2 separate regions of the Homo sapiens genome follow, and region 1 is linked to region 2. A link is a loop called in an ENCODE intact Hi-C map of the cell type or tissue named here. Cell type or tissue: mammary epithelial cell. All regions are shown on one strand. Region 1 overlaps APBB2 (amyloid beta precursor protein binding family B member 2). Region 2 overlaps APBB2 (amyloid beta precursor protein binding family B member 2).

Region 1 (5,000 bases), 51 kb after region 2:
GAACAAAAGGAAAGGCTCAGAAGAGATCTACAAATACGAATTACACCTTAATTAAGTGGTAACAAATGTGAATTACACCTTAATTAAGTACATAACCCCCTACAACACACAGATCTTTATTTAGACCTTTTTTTAGACTAGGTCTTGTGCCTAGTAGTTTCTATCCAACTTTCACCACCCCAGATAAGATTCTTTTTCCCAATTATTTCCACAGAACATTCTTCTCGGCTAAAAAATATTTTTTACTTCACTGCTCATATAGCAAGAACAACTACTCCTGAATTTTCAGAGTAAAAAAAACCTAGAATGTAAAAATTCCCCATTATGATTTTCCCATTTTGTTTCTTCTTAACAACTTCCTATCTAAGTTCTTTTCTCTTTCTCCCATTTTTCTTTATAGCATCTTTGTGGATCTTATTTTCTCACTTTAAGTTCAACACTTGCTGTAATGTGATTTAGCAGTTTACAAGGCACCTTCACATATATTACCTTATTTCCCTTAAATTTCTTCTATTCTCTTTGTTTCTTGCCTTACTTTCAGAAATACAAACAGAACTTTCTAAAATCAGCAAAGAAGCAATTTTTCACCTTCCAACTGCCAACATACTAATACACAATACTTGGCAGAGCTGTCCAAAGCAAGTCAGACCACATACAGTATACCTAAATCCTGACACCTCCAACTCTCTTAACAAATAATTTTTTTTCTCCGTGGTAATGGTCTCTTGGAAGTTAAAATATAGTGAGAAATGTGTAAACATACCAATATATTAAAATAAGACAAGTGAATCCCTTTAAGAATCATGAAAAATAATTAACAACAACAACAAAAGAAAAAAACAGCAGGAGGCCCAGTGAGGTGGTTCACACCTGTAATCTCAGCATTACAGTGTGTAATGAATACAATGATACAATGAAGCTAAAGTAGTAGGATCACTTGAGGCCAGCAGTTCAAGACCAGCCTGGGCAATGTAGCAAGACCTCATCTCATCAATTAAGCAGTCAATCAATATGCTAGCAAGTCGGGTGTGATGACACGTGCCTGTAGTCTCAACTACTTGGGAGGCTGAGGCAGGAGGATTGCTTGAGCCCAGGAGTTCAAGGCTACAGTGAGCTATGATGGTGCCACTGCACTTCAGCCTGGGTGACAGAGCAAGACCATCTCTAAACAAACAAACAAAGGAATAAGAGGTTGAAAACATTAGCAGAAAGAAAAAAGAAGGAATAAAGTTGTTATTTTTGCTTCCAGTAAAATTTCCATCATCTTTCTTACCAGAGCTGTTCTTCCCCAAGCTCTGCATTAAATAATCTGGTCATTAAATCTGTGAAAACCACAAGGGATGTGCCCATCTCATTAAAAAAGATGATCATTTGAGCTATGATAATGAGAAAGAGCATCTATTTTTGGTTTTAAGGACAGAAGTACTTCCTGCCTGTTGCTCAGAGCAGCGACACTTCTAGTTAGCTTTAGCACAAAACAGATGCCCCAGCACTCTTTATCATAGTGACAACAGGAACCTGCAAATAGAAAGATTTCGTCTCAGAACTTCTACATACTCTCAATCTATTGATTTATCAACAAAGAACATGAGGCGTCTGAAACAGAAAAATATTAATTCTACCATATGAAGGCAAATATTATTATTATTATTTTTTTTTTTTTTTTTTTGAGATGGAGTCTTGCTCTGTCGCCCAGGCTGGAGTGCAGTGGCACCATCTCGGCTCACTGCCAGCTCCGCCTCCCGGGTTCACGCCATTCTCCTGCCTCAGCCTCCCGAGTAGCTGGGACTACAGGCATCCGCCACCAGTCCCGGCTAATTTTTTGTATTTTTAGTAGAGATGGGGTTTCACCATATTATTGTTTTTTTTAAAAGGATTTTTGTAAACTCTAGATTAGAAATTAGATCAGGCCCAGCATGGTGGCTCATGCCTGTAATCCCAGCACTTTGGGAGGCCGAGGTAAGTGGACCACCTGAGCCCAGGAATTCCAACACAAGCCTGAGAAACATGGCAAAACTCGACTCCACAAAAAATTATCTGGCCACGTGTCTGTAGTCCCAGCTACCTGGGGGGCTGAGGCAGGAGGACTGCTTGAGCCCAGGAGGGCGATGCTGCAATGAGTCATGTTTGTGACAATGCACTCCAGCCTGGGCAACAAGAGTGACACTCTGTCTCCAAAAAAACAAAAGAAATCAGATCAGATTCCCCTATATTCATTCAAACTCTGGAGATACAAAACCTTTAAAATTTGAATTGATTGCCCTTTGACTTTACAATGGTTGAACAAGACCCAAAAATAATTTTACAGTAATCTTTGATACACATTAATAATATATTAAACATAATTTTAATAAATCAGTTGTTATTCCTAAAATTGAAGTACTAATGAAATTTAAGGAGAAAAGTTGAAAGATAATACTCGGCCTTGATTCTGCTGTGGTGTTTACATGTTCAATGATGGAAGCTTCTGGCACATAAAACTTTCTGCATTTTGTAAGAGATACTCTGGGTGATTTGAGCATGGGAATGGAGAAGAACATCAAGGGTCCAACATTATTCATGGAATCTACAGAGATGCCTCAAGGAAGCTCAGTTCCCTATAGAACACAACTGGGACCACTGGATAAAGGGGCTCTTAGAAAAGAATGTTTTCTTCCAGCTTGGACCCAACTCAAGTCAACCTAATAGGAAATCTAAGAAAAACTGACCCAACTGTGATTATGGCTCCAGGCAATGAAGGTCATTATTTTTTGTAATGGTGGAAATATTATGTTACGCTTATAACTGGGTCTGAGGTCAGACTTGGAATGTATACTTTAGAGATAACTGACCTTTTTTCTATTATATTCTCAAACCAACAAAACAGTATCACTTAGTTCATTTTGACAGTGAGAGTAATAATCTCTGAATAAAACTGAAAAGTATAGAGTGATCAAATGAACTCTTCCTTAATGGACCAGATAACCAGGTATCTAAATTGAACTGAATCTCACAAGTTGATCACCAGGGATTATCAGGTACATGTGATAGATTACAACCCGGTGCTTATCTCCATTCCCTCCCAAAACCACCCCTAAATGACAGTAAGTGAGAGGCAGAGATAAGTTCATGAGAAGAGAGAATGGAAGAGGACAAAATTCATGGAAAACATTTTTGGAAAATGGCCCAATGATGAGTGAATTTTCAAAGCAGGGGCAGACAAAACATAAACGTCTATAGACAGAATTGTCAGGAAGTAACAAACCAGTATGCGGCAAAGAACTTGAGGAAAGTGTAAGTTAAGACACAGTTAAGTGGGGTTTGGATGAGAAGACAGGATGGAGGCAGCACTGAAAACTGGGGGATGGCTTGCAAGTCATTTTAAGGAGTAAAACTCCATATCTTTGCTAAACCATGAAGCTTGCTATGCCCCTCCTCCCACCTCAGCAAAGGTTAAGCTTGAGAAGATCTGCACTCGGGGACACTAGGAACAGTGACCAGGTGGAGGGACTGACTGAAAAAGAGAAGGACTAAGTGGAACTATGCACTCCACAGCCCCTTCCTCTGCTGGGTTCCCAGAGCACTGGCCAGTAGGAGATTGGTACTGGAGACTTTTCTGGAGAAACTAACCTGCCCAAGAAAAGAGATCTACAGATACCAAAACTGGAAGACAAGGTGACTTCTGAAAAGAGGTGGTCATCTTATGCGAGGCCACCAATTGACAAAGCCTTGCTTTGTGCCTCCTCATGAATAAAGATGACAAGATGAACACCAAGCATGTGAAATAGGGTCCAGCATGACAGACAGGAACTTCAGGAGGGAACAGGGTCAATGCAGGGAGAAGACTTCAAATATACATAATTAAGAACCCCAAGAGGGTAAAACATATTGCATCCACAAAGCAATAAAGAATGGATGCTATAAAATACAGATACTGTGAGAACAAGAAAAAGCTCCTAGAAATTAATATTATAATCACAGAAATAAAAAAATCAACAGAGAGGTTAATAGATAATAGAGGTAAATGTTCCCCTAAAGTAGAACAAAAAGATAAAAGGATAAAAATCAGGATTTTTTTTTTTTTTGAGACACAGTCTTGCTCTGTGGCCCAGGCTGGAGTGCAGTGGTATAATAGTAGCTCACTGCAGCTTCGAATCCTTGGGCTCAAGTGATCCTCCCACCTCAACTTCCCGAGTAACTAGGACTACAGGCGCATACCACCACACCCAGCTAATTTTTTTTTTTTTTTTTTTGGAAGAGATAAGGACTCACTATGTTGCCCAGACTTGTCTGGAACTCCTGGGCTCAGGCAATCCTCCCACCTTGACCTCTGAGAATGCTGGGATTACAGGTGTAAGCCCACACACAGCCAGGGATTTTTTTTTAAACAATAATTACATTGGAGAAAAAAATCCAAGAGTTCCAGCATCTGACAAATAGGAACTCCAAAAAAGAGAACAGTCTTCACAATGAATGAAAAAGTGACATACCAAGGTGGATTACAAGAAAAGCTCAGAACACTGGGGGATTTTTAAATACCCTAAAAGCATCCAAAAAGAAAAGAAACAAGTCACATACAAAGTACATAGAGTCAGAAGAGCATGCAACAATTCTGTAACAAAATTGGAAGCAGAAGAAAATGGAACAAACCCTCTAAACTCCCAGGGAAAGTAATCTCCAACTTTAAATTAGATTATCAATCATATGTAAGGGAAGACCAAATGATATTTTGACACATGCCAGATCTCAAAAAAATTCCATCTACACATGCTTTCTCACAAAGCAGCCAGGCAATGTGCCTCCCCAAAAGAGGGTCAAAACCAAAAGAGATGGCATCCAATAAACAGGTCAATCAAGAATTCCCAACGTGATTGCTAAGGACAAATTCCAGGTCAACAGCTGTGCATAGGCCTCAAGAGTAAACAGTCCAGAACAGAATGAGCAAGCAGAGAGCCCAAGAAAAATGTCACATGCACACATGCAAGAACCAAGAGATGTGCCATTGTGTTTGACCTTATTTG
Region 2 (5,000 bases):
TTCAGTGCTCTGTAAAATGGACCAATCAGCAGGACGTGGGTGGGGCCAAATAAGGGAATAAAAGCTGGCCACCTGAGCTAGCAATGGCAACTCGCTTGGGTCCCCTTCCACACTGTGGAAGCTTTGTTCTTTCACTCTTCACAATAAATCTTCCTGCTGCTCATTCTTTGGGTCCACACCACCTTTATGAGCTATAACACTCACTGTGAGGGTCTGTGGCTTCATTCCTCAAGTCAGCAAAACCACGAACCCACTGGCAGGAACAAACAACTCCGGACGCACCACCTTAACACTCACTGCAAAGGTCTGTGGCTTCACTCCTGAAGTCAGCGAGACCATGAACCCACTGGAAGAAAGAAACTCTGGACACATCTGAACATCTAAAGGAACAAACTCCAGACACACCATCTTTAAGAGCTGTGAGACTCACGGCAAGGGTCCGTGGCTTCATTCTTGAAGTCAGCAAGACCAAGAACCCACCAGAAGGAATAAATTCCGGACACAGAGGAACAGATGTGAAGGGAATGAGGAACTGTTCTCAACCCTGGCCACATGTAAAAACCACCTGGGGGGCTTTTAAAACAGTATAGATGCCTAGGCCCCACCCACAAAAATACTTCTAAGATTCTGATTCAGTTCCTCTGGGATTGGGCCCAGTCAGGGCATTAAAATGTTCTTGCGGTGATTCTAATCTGTGGCCAATTTGGAGAACCACTGGAAGAGGAAGTGTGAGATCTGGGAAGAATAAAATGATGTACATGGAGTTAATTATTTCAGAGGCACATGGAATGCTCTGATCGCATACATCATCTTCCTTGTCCCTCCACACACTCTCAGTACCCTTCCTTCCCTCCAGCAAATTCCTACTCCTCTTTGAAGATTCAGAAAAGATGTCACCGCTTTATGAAGCCTTCTCTTGTCCCTCTGGAGTCTACTTCTCACAATTCTCACACCTTCATAAATGCATTTCTATTACAGCATCACTCATGCTGTTTTACTTTTACTATTAACCTGTTTGAGTTTCCCACTAGACTGTGACCTCCACCAACCAGCACAGAGGCCTAGCACAGAGTAGGCACTCATAAATGTTTGGAGAATAAATCCTCAAGTAAAACGGGAAAGGCAAGTGTTTCAATTAACATCTCAAAAAATGTTGACATAAAATGTCTAGACAGAATTTCTGAGAGTTTCTTATTAAACACTGAAAGGAAACCACTGTTATTAATAGTTAAGTCAACAGGAAATTCATCTTTCCTTTCCTTGAAAAAAAGGAAAGGATATCCTTGATATATCAGAGAAAGGGTGATCAATGATCAGTTAGTTATCTCAGCTGTTACCCCATGTAGCATCTGAGCAAGAGTTAAAATAAAATCCTTTAATATAATGTATAGACCAATTTATCTTGCTCCTCAGTCTCAGCTCAAATAAATTCTTACTCAACTCTACCGTGGCTCCCGAAAGAACAAGGAATATTTAGAGTCAAAAGCATATGTTTTGTAACTTAGAGCAGAATGGGGTACTTCCCTGTCAAACATGACTGTTCATCAGTTGCAATCCTATCAGCTCAAAGCTCATTTCTTGATCTGAAAAGCATCAGGCATATTGTTAAATATGGGGGGCATGAGTTAGCAGTTCTTGCATACTTCCTCAGTAGATAAGAAGTTGCAGACTTCTATGATTAGATCCTATGTCTATGTCTTCTTCTAAATTGCAAACGCCTTGAGGAAAGTGACTATTCCATTCATTTTTTTTAAATAACAGCTTCATTGAGATATAATTTATATACTATTATCTAGAAAATCCCACAGCCTCAGCCCAAAAGCTCTTTCGGCTGATAAACAACTTAAGCAAAGTTTCAGGATACAAAATCAGTGTACAAAAATCACTAGCATTCCTATCCACCAACAACAGCCAAGCAGGGAGCCAAATCAGAAACACAATCTCATTCACAATTGCCACAAAAAGAATAAAACACCTAGGAATACAGCTAACCAGGGAAGTGAAAGATCTCTACAATAAGAATTACAAAACACTGTTCAAAGAAATCAGAGAAGACACAAACAAATGGAAAAACATCCCATGCTCATGGGTAGGAAGAATTAATATAATTAAAATGGCTACACTGCCCAAAGCAATTTACAGATTCAATACTATTCCTATCAAACTATCGACATTCTTCACAGAACTAAAGAAAATTATTTCAAAATTCATATGGAACCAAAAAAAGAGTCCAATTAGCCAAGGCAAGCCCAAGCAAAAAGAACAAAGCTGGAAGCCTCATGTTACCCAACTTCAAATTATACTACAGGGCTTCAGTACTCAAAACAGCATGGTACTGGTACAAAAACAAGAACACACAGACCAATGGGACAGAATAGAGAGCCCAGAAATAAAGCCATACATCTATGACCATCTTATCTTCAACAAAGCTGACAAAAAACAGCAATGGGGAAAAGACTCTTTATTCAATAAATGGTGCTGAAATAACCGGCTAGCCATATGCAAAAGATTGAAGCTGGACCCTTTCCTTATACCGTATACAAAAATCAACTCAAGATGAATTAAACACTTAAATGTACAACCCCAAACTATAAAAAGCCTGGAAGACAGCCTAAGCAATACCATCCTGGACAAAGGAATGGATAAAGATTTCATGACAAAGACACCAAAAGCGATCAAAACAAATTGACAAGTGGGATCTAATTAAACTTATGAGCTTCTGCACAGCAAAAGAAACTATCAACAGAGTAAACAGACAACCTACAGAATGGGAGAAACTATCTTCAAACTGTGCATCTGACAAAGGTCTAATATCCAGCACCTATTGAGGGAGGAAATTGAAGAACGAAAGAAAAATAAAATTAAAAAGAGAAAAACAAGCCTTCTATATTAGGGTGACTCATTCCAAAGGCAGTAGCAGGCAAAGCCTGGACCCAGGTGAAGTCTCAATAATATTATCTAAGAAGCCAGAGCTCAAAGGAATGTGCCCTGGAGACTCTCCCAGCCCTCCTTCAACATAGGGAGAAGAAAACAAATTTTCCTTTCCCCTATGAGTAAAACTTATGAGTTTACAGATTCCTGTTTTCCGGTAACTTGAGTATTCTGTTTTTATCTAAGCAGCACAGTGAAGATTATAAGACATGCCTGAGCAGGCCTGGGCTGCAGCCATCTGGGCGCCATAGTGAAGGTTAAGAGATAAGCCTGTGCAAGGCACTAGAGCAAGCCTCCATAACAGCCATCTGGACTGCACAGGAAGAGTCACCTGTAATCCTGAGTTATGAACCTGTCACAATTTAATTAACTCCCTTTGTTCTGCCTCTGTATCCTTGCTTTCACGCCACTACGATTCGCGCCACTGTAAACTTGTTTCAGGCTAGCCCACCCCCTTTTAGAAATGTGTCTAAAATTCAAGTGCTGTCTTTGTTCCAGGCCCAGTTTTTGGATGTTAATCCGCTGGGTCTGAGTGCACTCAATAAAAATCCTCCAGTTTCACCATGATCTCTCCGGTCCTCCTTCACTCCCACAACCCTATAAGGAACTTAATTAAACAAATTTACAGGAGAAAAACAAACCCATTAAAAAGTGAGCAAAGGACATGAACAGACACTTCTGAAAAGAAGACATACATTTGGCCAAGAAGCATATGAAAAAAAGCTCAATACCGCTGATCATTAAAGAATATGCAAATCAAATCAGAATGGCTATTACTAAAAAGTCAAAAAATAATAGATGCTGGTGAGATTGCGGAGAAAAGGGAACACTTATATGCTGTCGGTGGGAGTGTGAATTAGTTCAACTGTTGTGGAAAGCAGTGTGGCGATTTCTCAAAAAGTTAAAAGCAGAACTACCATTCGACCCAGTAATCCTGTTACTGGGTATATACTCAGAGGAATATAAATCATAAACACACATGGACATGAATGTTCACTGCAGCGCTATTCACAACAGCAAAGACATGGAATCAACCTAAATGTCCATTAATGACAGACTGGATAAAGAAAATGTGGGCCAGTCATGGTGGCTCATGCCTGTAATCCTAGCACTTTGGGAGGCTGAGGTGGGTGGATCACCTCAGGTCAGGAGTTTGAGACCAGCCTGGCCAACATGGTGAAACCGTGTCTCCACTAAAAATACAAAAACTAGCTGGGTGTGGTGGTAGATGCCTATAATCCCAGCTAGTTGGAAGGCTGATGGCCGGAGAATCTCTTGAAGCTGGGATGGTGGGGGGTAGGGGTTGGGGGGTGGAGGTGGCATTGAGCCAAGATCATGCCACTTCACTCCAGCCTGGGCGAAAGAGTGAGACTCCATCTCCACAAAAAAAAAAAAAAAAAAAGAAAAAAAGGAAAATGTGGTACATATATACCATGGAATACTATGCAGCCATAAAAAAGCACAAGATAATGTCTTTTGTAGGAACATGAATGGAGCTGGAGATTATTATCCTTAGAAAACTAATGCAGGAACAGAAAACCAAGTAGCACATTTTCTCTTATAAGTGGGAGCTAAATGATAAGAACTTACAAACACAAAGAAGGAGACAACAAACACTGGAGTGTGGAGGATGGGAGGAGGGAGAGGAGCAGAAAAGATAACTATTGGGTACTGAGCTTAATACCTAGGTGATGAAATAATCTGAACAACAAAGCCCCATGACATGTGTTTACCTATGTAACAAACCTTCACATGTACCCCTGAACCTAAAAGTTAAAAAATTTTTATATCATAAATTTATATACCATATTTTAAAGTACACAATTCAGTGCTATTTAGTATACTCACAGAGTTGTGCATCCAATAATACTATCTAATTCAAGAACATTTTTATCACCAAAAATGAAATCCTGTACCCATTAACAGTCACGACCCATTCGTCCCTCCCTCCAACCCCTGCAAACACTAATCTTTGTTTTTGTGAACTTGGTGATGATAGACATTTCATATAAACAGAATCATATAATGAGATCTTTTGTGACTGGCTTCTCTCATTTACTGTATCTTCA

The links. Peaks named below come from ENCODE experiments on the same cell type or tissue, not always from the same donor. Only the 100,000 strongest peaks of a DNase experiment are listed, where the experiment ranks them.
Region 1: it touches region 2 in a loop (1.8-fold over the local background); 3 of 110 quality-filtered maps call a loop at or near these places.

The regions. Positions count from the first base shown.
Region 1 is chr4:41,072,959-41,077,958 of GRCh38, forward strand. All of the region lies in intron 3 of APBB2 (amyloid beta precursor protein binding family B member 2), which reads right to left. Among named protein-coding and RNA genes, the nearest start is that of APBB2, 140 kb to the right of the region's middle. In mammary epithelial cell, no CTCF peak of the experiment used is centred here; no DNase peak of the experiment used is centred here.
Region 2 is chr4:41,021,631-41,026,630 of GRCh38, forward strand. The region is part of intron 5 of APBB2 (amyloid beta precursor protein binding family B member 2); the gene reads right to left. Among named protein-coding and RNA genes, the nearest start is that of APBB2, 190 kb to the right of the region's middle. In mammary epithelial cell, no CTCF peak of the experiment used is centred here; a DNase peak (open chromatin) is centred at 3,081.